Linked DNA regions of Homo sapiens: region 2 is linked to region 1. The links are chromatin loops, found by intact Hi-C in ENCODE. Cell type or tissue: pancreas. All regions are shown on one strand. Links, peaks and the distances in the headings refer to the core of each region. The heading gives the core; the rest is flanking DNA. Region 1 holds the start of LOC124909409 (a long non-coding RNA gene). Region 2 holds the start of LOC124909486.

The links. Peaks named below come from ENCODE experiments on the same cell type or tissue, not always from the same donor. Only the 100,000 strongest peaks of a DNase experiment are listed, where the experiment ranks them.
Region 2: it touches region 1 in a loop (4-fold over the local background); 18 of 110 quality-filtered maps call a loop at or near these places.

Annotation. Positions count from the first base shown.
Region 1 is chr3:113,265,174-113,270,550 of GRCh38, forward strand. It overlaps BOC (BOC cell adhesion associated, oncogene regulated), which reads left to right. Exons shown (of 20, transcript NM_001378074.1): 5 at 3,126-3,272. It overlaps LOC124909409 (a long non-coding RNA gene), which reads right to left and starts at 3,126. Exons shown (of 2, transcript XR_007096006.1): 1 at 919-3,126. RefSeq lists an enhancer at 1-495. In pancreas, for the core only: no CTCF peak of the experiment used is centred there; no DNase peak of the experiment used is centred there.
Region 2 is chr3:113,214,649-113,220,025 of GRCh38, forward strand. It overlaps BOC (BOC cell adhesion associated, oncogene regulated), which reads left to right. Exons shown (of 20, transcript NM_001378074.1): 2 at 1,539-1,626. LOC124909486 reads right to left here and starts at 982. Exons shown (of 2, transcript XM_047449436.1): 1 at 884-982. The coding sequence starts at 982. In pancreas, for the core only: no CTCF peak of the experiment used is centred there; no DNase peak of the experiment used is centred there.

The sequences.
Region 1 (5,377 bases), core at 168-5,167:
TCCGTGCCTGGATAAGCCCTCAATTACAATGGGCAGGAGCCTGGGGCCATGAAGATGGAGATGGCATCCTGGTGCCAAACTCCTTTCAGTTCCTTACATCTTTCTTGCAAAATGATCTGCTAGCTTTAAGTATATTCTTTGCTTAAGGCAAATTTCCTTGGAATGAGGTGAAGAAAAGGAGGAGGAAAAAAAAAAAAGAAACCTCTTGGTGGAGTAGTTTGGGACTTATTCGACCATGGAGGAGAGTGCTTCACAGCGCCTGAGGAATTTTCCAGATGCCCCTGAGCTCACAATCACTCACAGCTCACAATCATTCACAGCTCGCTTTGTGGGGAGCCTCCTGACTTGGCAGGTACAGGGCGCACTGGCCTGAAGGAGGATTAAGGCCTTTGCATTTTTTAAGTGAATTGCTTTCAGAAAACAAAGTTACCGATGTTTAGCTAGAACATGTTGAGCTCAAGCAATTCCTTTCCCATAGTCCAAACCTTCCTCTTCTCTGAGAGAAAACTCATTAGCTATCTTGGCTGAGAGGCTCAGCCAGGACTGGGCTAAATAATTTGTGGGACCAAATGCAAAATGAAAATGTAGGGTCCCTTGTTGAAGCATTATTAAGAATTTTCAGATGATGAAAGCAGAGCATTAAACTGGGTGTTACCCCATCAAGTGCAGAGGCAGGTTGCACACCCATCAAGCTGGCCTTGGGCTCAGCCTTCCAAACTGTATTTATTTAGCAAGGATTTAGAAAGCATTTGCTGTATCCTCAGTACTATGCAATAGAACTTGGGGTTGGGGTGAAGAGTGAAAAATTAATAGGCTTCTCACCAGGAATTTATCGTTTAGTTAGGCTCAGATATCACACACAAAACATTAAATAATTTTGAAATCATTATTTAAAAGCCCAGGAGGCCCTACACTTACCCACAGGAAGGAATCTATGAGAGATCTCGCCTTGACCCGCAGGCATCATGCTTGTTCAGCCTGGAAAGTGAAATGGGGCAATAGAAAGGAATCAGACAGCCAATCTCTGTTTTTTGTTAAGTTTTGTGTGTGTGTGTGGGTACATAGTATGTGTGTATATTTATCAGGTACATGAGATGTTTTGATACAGGCATGCAGTGTGAAATAAGCACATCATGGAGAATGGAATATCCATCCTGTCACTGTTTTTAACACATCACTCCTTGAATAGCATGTATTTCTTACAGCACATTTATTAGACCCATTTCACTTCTTTCTTCAGATCCCACATAACGTCTCAAGAAACATTGTATTTGCAAAATAGCTTCCATTGGCCACACTTAGATATAATGTTCACAGAACATTTGTTATGCTAGGCTCTTGTCTGTTTGTTCAAAATGTAGACCAACTTCAACTATGAATTTATGAGTTCAACTATGAGTTTCTAGGCAGCATAATGGGCATCTTGTACCTAACTCGTGGGGCTCAGCTTCCAAGATATTCATTCGTTCATTCATTAACATTCATTCATTTATTCATTCAACACTTGCCAAGTGTGTACTTGGGCCAGGACCTGGGTTAGGTTCAGGGGACACAGACAGGAACAAAACTCGGTCCACGCCCCTAAAGAGTTCATAGTCTAATATTGTAATCAAAGGGACATCAATCCTTTCACAGAAACAACAGGGCTTCCTCCCCTGTGTTGGCTTGAATTGACTAAGAGTTGCTGGGAAGTTCCATTACGTGGGAAGCCTCCTGACCTCACTGAGTACCTTAATCACCAGGCACTCCTAGGGTGACACCAGTTTGTTTTTGGTCATTATCTCTTGTCTTCTGTGAGAAACCTGATTCCAGCCCTCTCTGGGTCTCCACTGGAAACAACAGCAGAGGCAGGTGCAGTCTTGCAGTGAAATTGCAGTCAGTCCCAATGCTGTCAGTCCCGGGAGCTGAGCAGAATTTGGTGTGGCCAGTATTCGGAGAAGGTGCCTTCAGGGCTTTCTGAGTACCTTTAAGAAGAGAGTGTCTGGGTAAAATATTTCCATCTGTCTTATACTCCATTAGTTTTATTTCTCCTCTTAAATTCAGCTATAATCCTGAAAACCAGATTTCCAGCTTGGAATGCATGCAGTTTTGTTGTGCAAGTGGTCCCTGTTTTACTCAGCAACATGAGTGATTTGTCTCATACAAAGAGAGATTTGTTGTTTGGACTCTTGCATTGTTTGGGAAACATTCTGCTTTTATTCTAGATGAATCTCCATGCTCTCCCAGTTTAGATCCCATGGTGCCAAGCCAGGAGAGATGGCTATGGGGCTGCCAGAGACCACAGTCTCATGTTAGGACCCTGGCTCCTCCATAGTCCACTGCCATTAAGCCACCCTAGGGTGCTGCCTGTTGTCCTGGCAGATTCCTCTTTGTCTTAGAAAACCCTTAGGGTATCCAGAGTCCTGCCCCCAGCCCCAAGGAAGGATCCTCCGTGAAGTGGGGTGTGGCTCCTGAGCAGCAAGAATCAGCCTTCTGGTTATAACCATGGCCGGCAACCAAGTGGAATCTCAGGCCTGTTACTTGTCATCGTGGATGCCTAAGGAGAACCTGGGAAGGCTGTTCTTTTTTTTTGAGACATAGTCTCGCTCTTTTCGCCCAGGCCAGCGTGCAGTGGCGCGATCTCGGCTCACTGCAAGCTCTGCCTCCTGGGTTCATGCCATTCTCCTGCCTCAGCCTCCGAAGGCTGTTCTCAATCAACTTGGAGAAAAGACATGAGCATTCTCTTGTATCGTTCCCTTCCATCTCCATTAGTTGAGCCTGCTGACAGCTCTGCTAGGACATTTGTACTTTGACCCCCCCCCATTTCTGGGGTGTAAGCAGAGCCAACTTGCCCCCACATCTCAGTGTAACAGATGGTCTGAGCCAGAGGCACCCCTTGATGGGATTCTCTCTGCACCTTTCCCCAGCTTGTATATACAAAGTGAACCCCATCAGTGATGAGGGCCCCACATTCTTACAAACTCCTGTAGACAACAAGGGGCTGGAGGAAGAACTCGGAGGATCCCCTGATATCCCCCTAGGTGTGAGCTTTGTCATGACTGACAACACCAAGGCACAAGCCCACCCTGAAATGTCACACTTTTGCTCTGCTGTCCTCCAACCAGCACCTTCCCTTCTCTTCACAGATCTCCAGGACTTCAAGTTAGATGTGCAGCACGTGATTGAAGTGGATGAGGGAAACACAGCAGTCATTGCCTGCCACCTGCCTGAGAGCCACCCCAAAGCCCAGGTCCGGTACAGCGTCAAACAAGAGTGGCTGGAGGCCTCCAGAGGTGAGTGGGCAGGAGCCCAGAGGCCAAGGCTGAGGCCAGAAGGGAAGCTGGCCTCCTCCAACCGCTCGCTGCTCAACAAAGCTAGGGCAGCTGCTGCTGTCTCCCAAACCCCCCTCAACATGCCAGCAGCCCTGTCCTCATGCTAGCCAGCTGTCCTCCTCCCCTTTTTTTCCTTTTAAGAGACAGGATCTTGTTCTGTCACCCAAGCTGGAGTGCAGTGGCACAATCAGAGCTCACTGCAGCCTCCATCACCAAGGCTCAAGAGATCCTCCTTCCTCAACCATCTGAGTAGCTAGGACTACAGGCACACGCCACCATGCTTGGCTAACTTTAATTTTATTTGTTACAGAGACAGTCTTGCTATGTTGCCCAGGCTGGTCTAGAACTCCTGAGCTCAAGCAATCTTCCCGCTTTGGCTGAAATTACAGGCTTGAGCCACCATGCTTGGTCATGTGTTCTTTCTTGATATTTGGTCCTGTAGGGTCCCAAAGCAGGTGGCTTCCATTATGGAAGTCCTCTGTCTTAGCATGAGGAATTTCTTTATCCTTTCAGGCTCCAGAAGATATTACTGAGATGCTGCTGTTCCATCCAGGCTCTCAGCACATGGTTCTGCATGCTGCCTGGGGAAGCTCTGTGCCTCCAGGCACACACAGGAAGGCTGCCTAATAAGCCCATTCATGGAGCCCCAGGGTTCCTTGGCAGGAGGTGGAGCTCTTCCCCATGCAGCAGAGCAATCTTTATAGTGGACTTCATTTTTCCCTCTCCCCGTTTGCATAGTAAATGCAGTTATCTCAGCTGTCACAGCTCCATGCTCAAGCCACAGTGGACAGACACGGCAGCAGGTCTAGGGAAGCCAAGACTTGGTCCACAGAATGCCAGAGGGGAAGGGGTTGTCCCCGAAGTCAAAGACAGCTTCTTTTCACAACTGACCCCATACTCAAGGCCAAGTAGACCTTACTTGACCTGACTCCACAGCTCAAAATGTACACCTTTTAACTGCTTGAGTCCAGGAGGCTAAGGTTGTAGTGAGCCAAGATCATGCCACTGCACTCTAGCCTGAGTGACAGAGTGAGACTCTGTCTCAAGAAAAAAAATATATATATATACCTTTAAAAATATTCTATAGATTTTAAGAGTTTTTATCAACTCTTTCTGGTTATGAAAGGAACATATGTTCATTATAGAAAACTTAGAGAATACAGAAAACTGTTTTCAAAAAGGTAAAACACCTAATCCAACCACTCAGAACTAACTGGAGACTAGGGGAAGAAGAGCATTAATCCCTGCTGTCCCCAGCAGAAGGTTGGCAGCAGCCTCTGGGAGAGGCCTGCCTGTCCCACCAGGGCCAAGGGTTTCTCCCACTCCATCTGGCACTTGCTAATAAGCAGCTCATACCTGGGTGGCCCAGCAGCAGGCAGGCACCAGGCTTGGCAACAGCACGGCTCTCAGGAGGGGCCACCAGGGCAAAGCTCAGCACTGATGGCCATAGCTTTACCTGCCAGGAAGCCAAATGCCACCCGAGTTGCTGGGGTGTCCAGGAGCTGTGACTCTGCCTCCTAGCTACAGAATCTGAACACCCGTGAGGCACCATCCCAGGGCACCTGTGGACCAGGAGCAGACAGAGCCTAACAGGCCCCTGATGTGGAAGAAAGGATTTCAGTGGCATTCATGGGGAGGACAGTGGTTGAAAGTCAGAATATTCCTCTCCAAGTAGCAGAAATGCAATAATGAGGCGATTCCGAGTGATGGCTATGACTGGTGGGAAGATTTGCTCATCATTTGGGAAGGGAGAATGATGGGAAGCTCCAAAATCAATTTCCTCCTTCCTGGAGGCTTGCAGGAATGATCTCATCTCTCATGTGTGCAGCCTGGGCCTCTCAATCCTTACAATAGCCCTGAGGCAGCATACATTAAGCCTTTTTACAAATGAGGAAACTGTATCAGAGAGATTAATTAACTTGCCCAAGATCACACAGCTAATACCCAGCAGACCCAGAGTGTGAGACCATGGCTGATTCCAAATCCTGCTTCCTTTCTAGCCTCCCTTAGCTCCCTTTAAAGTATAAAATGCTCTTCTATTGACCTATGCACTAAGTTGTGGCAGT
Region 2 (5,377 bases), core at 260-5,259, 50 kb before region 1:
CTAAGCCCTCTTGCTGTCTGGGAAAATATGGGACAGGAGAAAAGAATCGAAATTTGAGAGGGAGAGGAAAGAAAATAATATGTTCCATTTAGAAAAATCTATTTACTCTAACATATGTAACTTCTTGTCATCTCCATACTTCAATTCAGCAAACATTTTTAGTGCATCAGGCACCAGGCTGAAAGCTTCCTTGTCCCAGGAAAGTAAGCTTTATTAGTCAAATGATGGTTCCTCCTCAGTTTTTATTTATTGTACAAGCATCTACTTGTAATTAAGAAAATGTTTTTTAAATTATCCACAATCCTATGGACTTGTGTTGCTCATCATGTGCATGCATACTTTTGACATAGTTGTGATAAGAGTATGAACTTTTGTCATCAGACAGCCCTGAAGTGTCTCTACATTTTTGACTAAAGACTCAGAGAACAGATGTAGCCAACTACTTTGCTGTTGGTTGGAAAGACCCAAATCCTAAGTGTGCTCCCACATGGAGCCTTAACATGTAACATTTTCATAATTTATGAGGTTGACTCAAATATTTGGGGTTAGGGGGTGGGATGGGAGAGGGTGTTTGTTTTTAATCTATAAACCCGTGTTTATGAAAAGCTTGCCTAAAGAAGGTTTTGCTTCTTTGGAGCCCTCAGGGTTGGTAACGGATAGAGAAGAGGAGGTGGAATGCAGGAAGGAAGGTTTAGAGGATCCATCTCAAATGGCACTGCCTTTAGGAGGGTTAGGAAACTGGGGTTGGAATCTAAGCTCTGCCTGTGAACTCCATTCACACTGACTCAAACCACTGAACTAATCTATTCCTACATCTCTACTGCCACCCAGTTAGACACCTTCCCCAAGTTTGCCTGCTCTTTCCTGCCCTTCCTTTTATTACTCCACCATCTTTTTCATTCCTGCCACCACCAGACTTGTTGATGCCCTTGACAATTGTTGCTGGCACGTGGCTGGGCCCCCAGTGCCAACCTGTGACCATCCCACCCATTCTCCATGAGTCCTATAATCAAGTCACCACCCAGCTTTAAAACAACCTAGGTTTAAAACCCTAATTTCTTAAAGCTCTGCTGTGTAGCTCTGTCCTACCTCATGATAGTATTACTTCAGTAGGAGCCACCTTCTCCAATCTAGCAGCTGACCCTTGGTTTTTGCTGAGTTCATTCCTTGCCCTCTGTATTATCACCCCAAATCCCTTCCATGTAAGCCTGACTGATTTTATATGAGGCCTGTTTATAATGTGTTCTTAAGAAATAGTTGATGACTATTGATGAAAATGGACTGCTGAACATAAAGGTAATGGTTTTGTAAAGTACAATCATTGTTCTTAATCCGTTGTTCATTTCAGCAGGGAGCCAGGAAACTGGACATTTCGGGAGGCCTATGGTCTTAGAAAAATCGCTTTTCTACTGTTTTCTTATTTATAAAATGTATTGATAAGGACTTACTATGGTTTATATCAATGCACCTTGTAAAAAGCAAATACTTCAGAACTGTTTATTTTGTTCAAAAGATGAGATAATTCTCTTTTTCCTCAGTTTCAGAACAAGCTTCCTGGAACCCATGACCCATGAAGTCTTGTCGACATTTATACCGTCTGAGGGTAGCAGCTCGAAAGTAGAAGAAGTGGGTGAGGTTTTCTCTTCAGTCTGATAGCTCTGGCCTATTAGGTCAGCCATTTGTTCATGTTTTGTGTTACCACTTAGAGATAGTTTTTCTCATCCTCAAGTATTGGGAGTCCAACTTTGAGTGGAATCTGGACTAAACTTCAGGTTAGTTCTAGCTCGGTTCATATGCTCTTTTAGTCAAAGCCTGTGATGGCTATGTGAACCCCCTTGCTCTGTGGCAAGCTCTGTCAGACATGTTAGATACAAACCGTTTACTATGGGATTTGGAGTCCAAGCTTGCTGTGAAAAAGTCCCGCGTAGGTTTGGGTGAGGAAAGCCATGTGTTTATGTCTCTGTCAGTGGTATCACAGCAAATGCCTTGTGGTCTGATGTACTGGGCAATGTTTATCTCACAAAAATCAGCGGGATTGTGATTCTTCCCATCTTCTGAAATAAAGTTAGGAAATAATTTCTCTTTTCCTAATAGTGAATTTGGCCTTCTCTTCAAAGAAGGCCTTTGATGTTTGGGACAGGATTATTGGGCAGTAAGAGGAAATCAGAGCAGAAAGACACAGTTAACCTAATTCAGTTGCCAGAGAAAATGTTGAGGAAAGTCTCAACCCGTTCTGCTGGTTAGCAAAAGGAAAGTGCATAATATGGGTAGGGTGGGTAGGGTTGAAGAAAAATTACCCGAAGCTGAGCAGTGGAAAGTAGAGCAAAGAATGTTTATTCTTCTCCAAAGTGAGTTTGGACAGTATTGGACAAGATGAAGGTGGTGAAGTAGGTGGAGGTTGGCGCCTTCATCCTTTCAACAATGCTTGCTGTGTGCCTGGCATCAGGTGTGGGCTGGCAGGAATTAATACCAGAGCCCATGCGCCATCCAGAATCCTATTACTGGCCTGAAGGGAAACGCAGAGCACTGCCATGCAAACTCTAGGGTTGAAGTGCTTGGAATGGGTCCGTTAAGAAAGACTTCTTGGCCTGGCAGAGTGGCTCATGCCTGTAATCGCAACACTTTGGGAGGCCAAGGTGGGAAGACTGCTTGAACCCAGGAGTTCCAGGCCAGCCTGGGCAACATGGCAAAACTCTGTCTCTACAAACAAACAAACAAACAAACAAAAATTAGCCAGGCGTGGTGGCATGCGCCTGTAATCCCAGCTCCCTGGGAGGCTGAGGCAGGAGGATCCCTTGAGCCCAGGAGGTTGAAGTTGCAGTGAGCTGAGATGGTGCCACTGCACTCCAGCCTGGGTGACAGAGTGAGACCCTATCTCAAAAAAAAAAAAGAAAGAGAGATGGGAGATGGGAGAGGGAGAGGACTTCTTGAGAGAGAGAGGAGTTGCAATCTCAGGCAAAGTCTTAAAAGCAGAGATGGGACCAATAGTACCAAAGTGTTCTTTTATCTCTCCTTGTATGTGTTGTTCATTATTTTCTTCCCTAAAACTCATTTTCCTCAGTGAATGGTAGGCCTAAGTATGCTTGAGACACAACATTTCATGTTCAGCATAGTTTTTTTTTAAAATACTTTTTGGAAAGTTAAAACCTGGTATCAGCATTAACTGTGCAAAAACGCAGAAATCTGGGTCTTAAGTTCCTAAAACCAATTATTGAGTGGCTTTCGGGGAGAAAAGGAGAAGTGTGTGTTTTTGTAAAAATTTTCATCTACATGAGATTTTAGCTGAGAATCCTAGAAATACATGCCTGAATTCAGCTTTTTACCTTTCAATTCCATTTGCCATTTGTTTTACCGTCTGTGGCTCTGAAATCATTCCCACAGTACCAAGTGAGGAGACATTTATTTTAAGGACGTGAAAGTTGCCGGGCTCTCAAGTTGCCCAGAAACTTCCTTGACTGCTAAGAGGAAGATAGCACACAGGATGGGAGCTACAGGTGAGGAAAGCGGAGCCTGTGGAACCGGCTGGCCGTGGAGGCCTTGGAGCCCCCGCCACCAAGTCTACGTTGGAACTGGACTTCGGAAGAGAGCCCTCCCCCACCTTCCCTGGCTCTGCCAGTATTTTTCCAGATTACTCCCAGCCAAGTGCCTTTACTAGTCTGAGCTCACCTAATATTACAATCCTAGCAGGTTTATTAGGTGTGGGTCACAGTTAATTGGAGAGGAAAATTGGGGAGTTCTGGGTTTATTCGTTTTTCTGTGAAAGCAGAGGCTGCTCTGTCTTTCTGTTTTCGGTCTTGTGACTATCATTTCATAGTGGTGTGAGGGGAGCTCTTCCCTCTTACATAGCTGTGCCCAAGTGAGAGAGACTTAAAAATGCAGTCAGTCAACACAGTGCCCTCTTTTGCAAGTGAGACCACATCAAGTCATGGAAATTCACAGCTGTTTACCTCTGTCATTATGAATGGATGTTTTGTAGTGAACAAGTTATATATGAATCTGCTGTATTATAGCCAAGAGTCTAATGGATCATCCAATGTACAGACTTCTGAAATAATCACCTGCAACCCTGCCTTCAGAGTTTTTGTGGTCTGCCATCTGCGAAGGCCCCACAGTCAGGTGCTTTTCATTCTATAGGCTTCTGTTGCAGAGCTGGAGGCTGGGAAGTTAGGCCTGGCTTTGCCTGTCTGGACTGTGGCAGCTTGCCAGCAAGTGTCACTGGGTGGTCTTCAACAATGGGAGAAGGGGGGTGGGGGAGCTCAGCTCTCCTCCCCAAAGAGGAACAACAAGGTGGCTTTCTATAGGTGGGTTTTGCATTGGCAACCAGTCCCTTTGTCACTGACACACCATATAGGTCTTGAGTGTGGGTGAAAAGAATTGAACAGGTTGTCCAAAGGTGGTATTGTGATGGGGTTAATGTGTGTTCCAGATTTTACAAATGAAGCCTTGTGTTTATGTGGCAAGCCTCCCTCCCAAGAGAAGGAGCACACACAAGCAGCAGGTACCCTTCATCGTGTGAGGGAAGAATTATTATTCTCACTTGGCATGGGAGACGCAAACCTCCCGGTGCAGGCTTTCACCCCATCGCTTAGGGAATTAACGGTGGACCTGGAGGGCAAACTGAGGTTGGTTTGTCAGTGCCAAAGAGGCAGAGCTACCTGCCTCCACTGCCCTTCCAGCGATGGAGAGAATGTAACTGCCATTTAATGAGCACCTACTGTGTGCCAGGCCTTGTGTTAAAGCACTCCAAGCATTATCCCTGCAATCCCCCAGCAGTCCTGGGAAAATGGGCATTATTATCCTATTCCACAGATAAGGAAGCTGAAGCTTAAATAATTGTAGGGACTTGTTCTAGTCTCACAGCTGGTAAATGGCAGAGCCAAGATGTCATTGCAGGTCTGCCGAGTCCAAAACTCAAGTTTTTCATGAAAAAGAAACGAAGCAAGCTTTCCCGCAAAGCAGAGCTCTTCTAGCTTCGGGAAAACTGTCTTTTACAGCTAACAAAGTGTAAGGGGTAGGTGAGGGTCTTTATAAGACTTGCTGTTAAGAGACTCAAATTTAAAACTGGGACTACAGCTAGGAGATTCTGAATGGCTCAGCAGCAGCCCCACAAGAGAAGCCAGGCTTTGTGGCTTGGCTGGTGTCAGACTTTGCGGCCAATGGCTTTGTGGCATAGCTGGTGTCAGACTTCGCAGCTAGTGGTGAAAGCGACCTCCAACTTAGGTTTCATCTCAGAATATGTCTCTTATTTCTTCCCCCCTCCCCTGGGATGTTGTCTGAATTGGCTGTCCTGAGTCTGCTGCTTCTTAATCTGCCAGATGAATCCTTTTGCTCCTAGGATCTCTGCAAGTCTGATCAAGCAGGTCCTCCATGCTCTTGG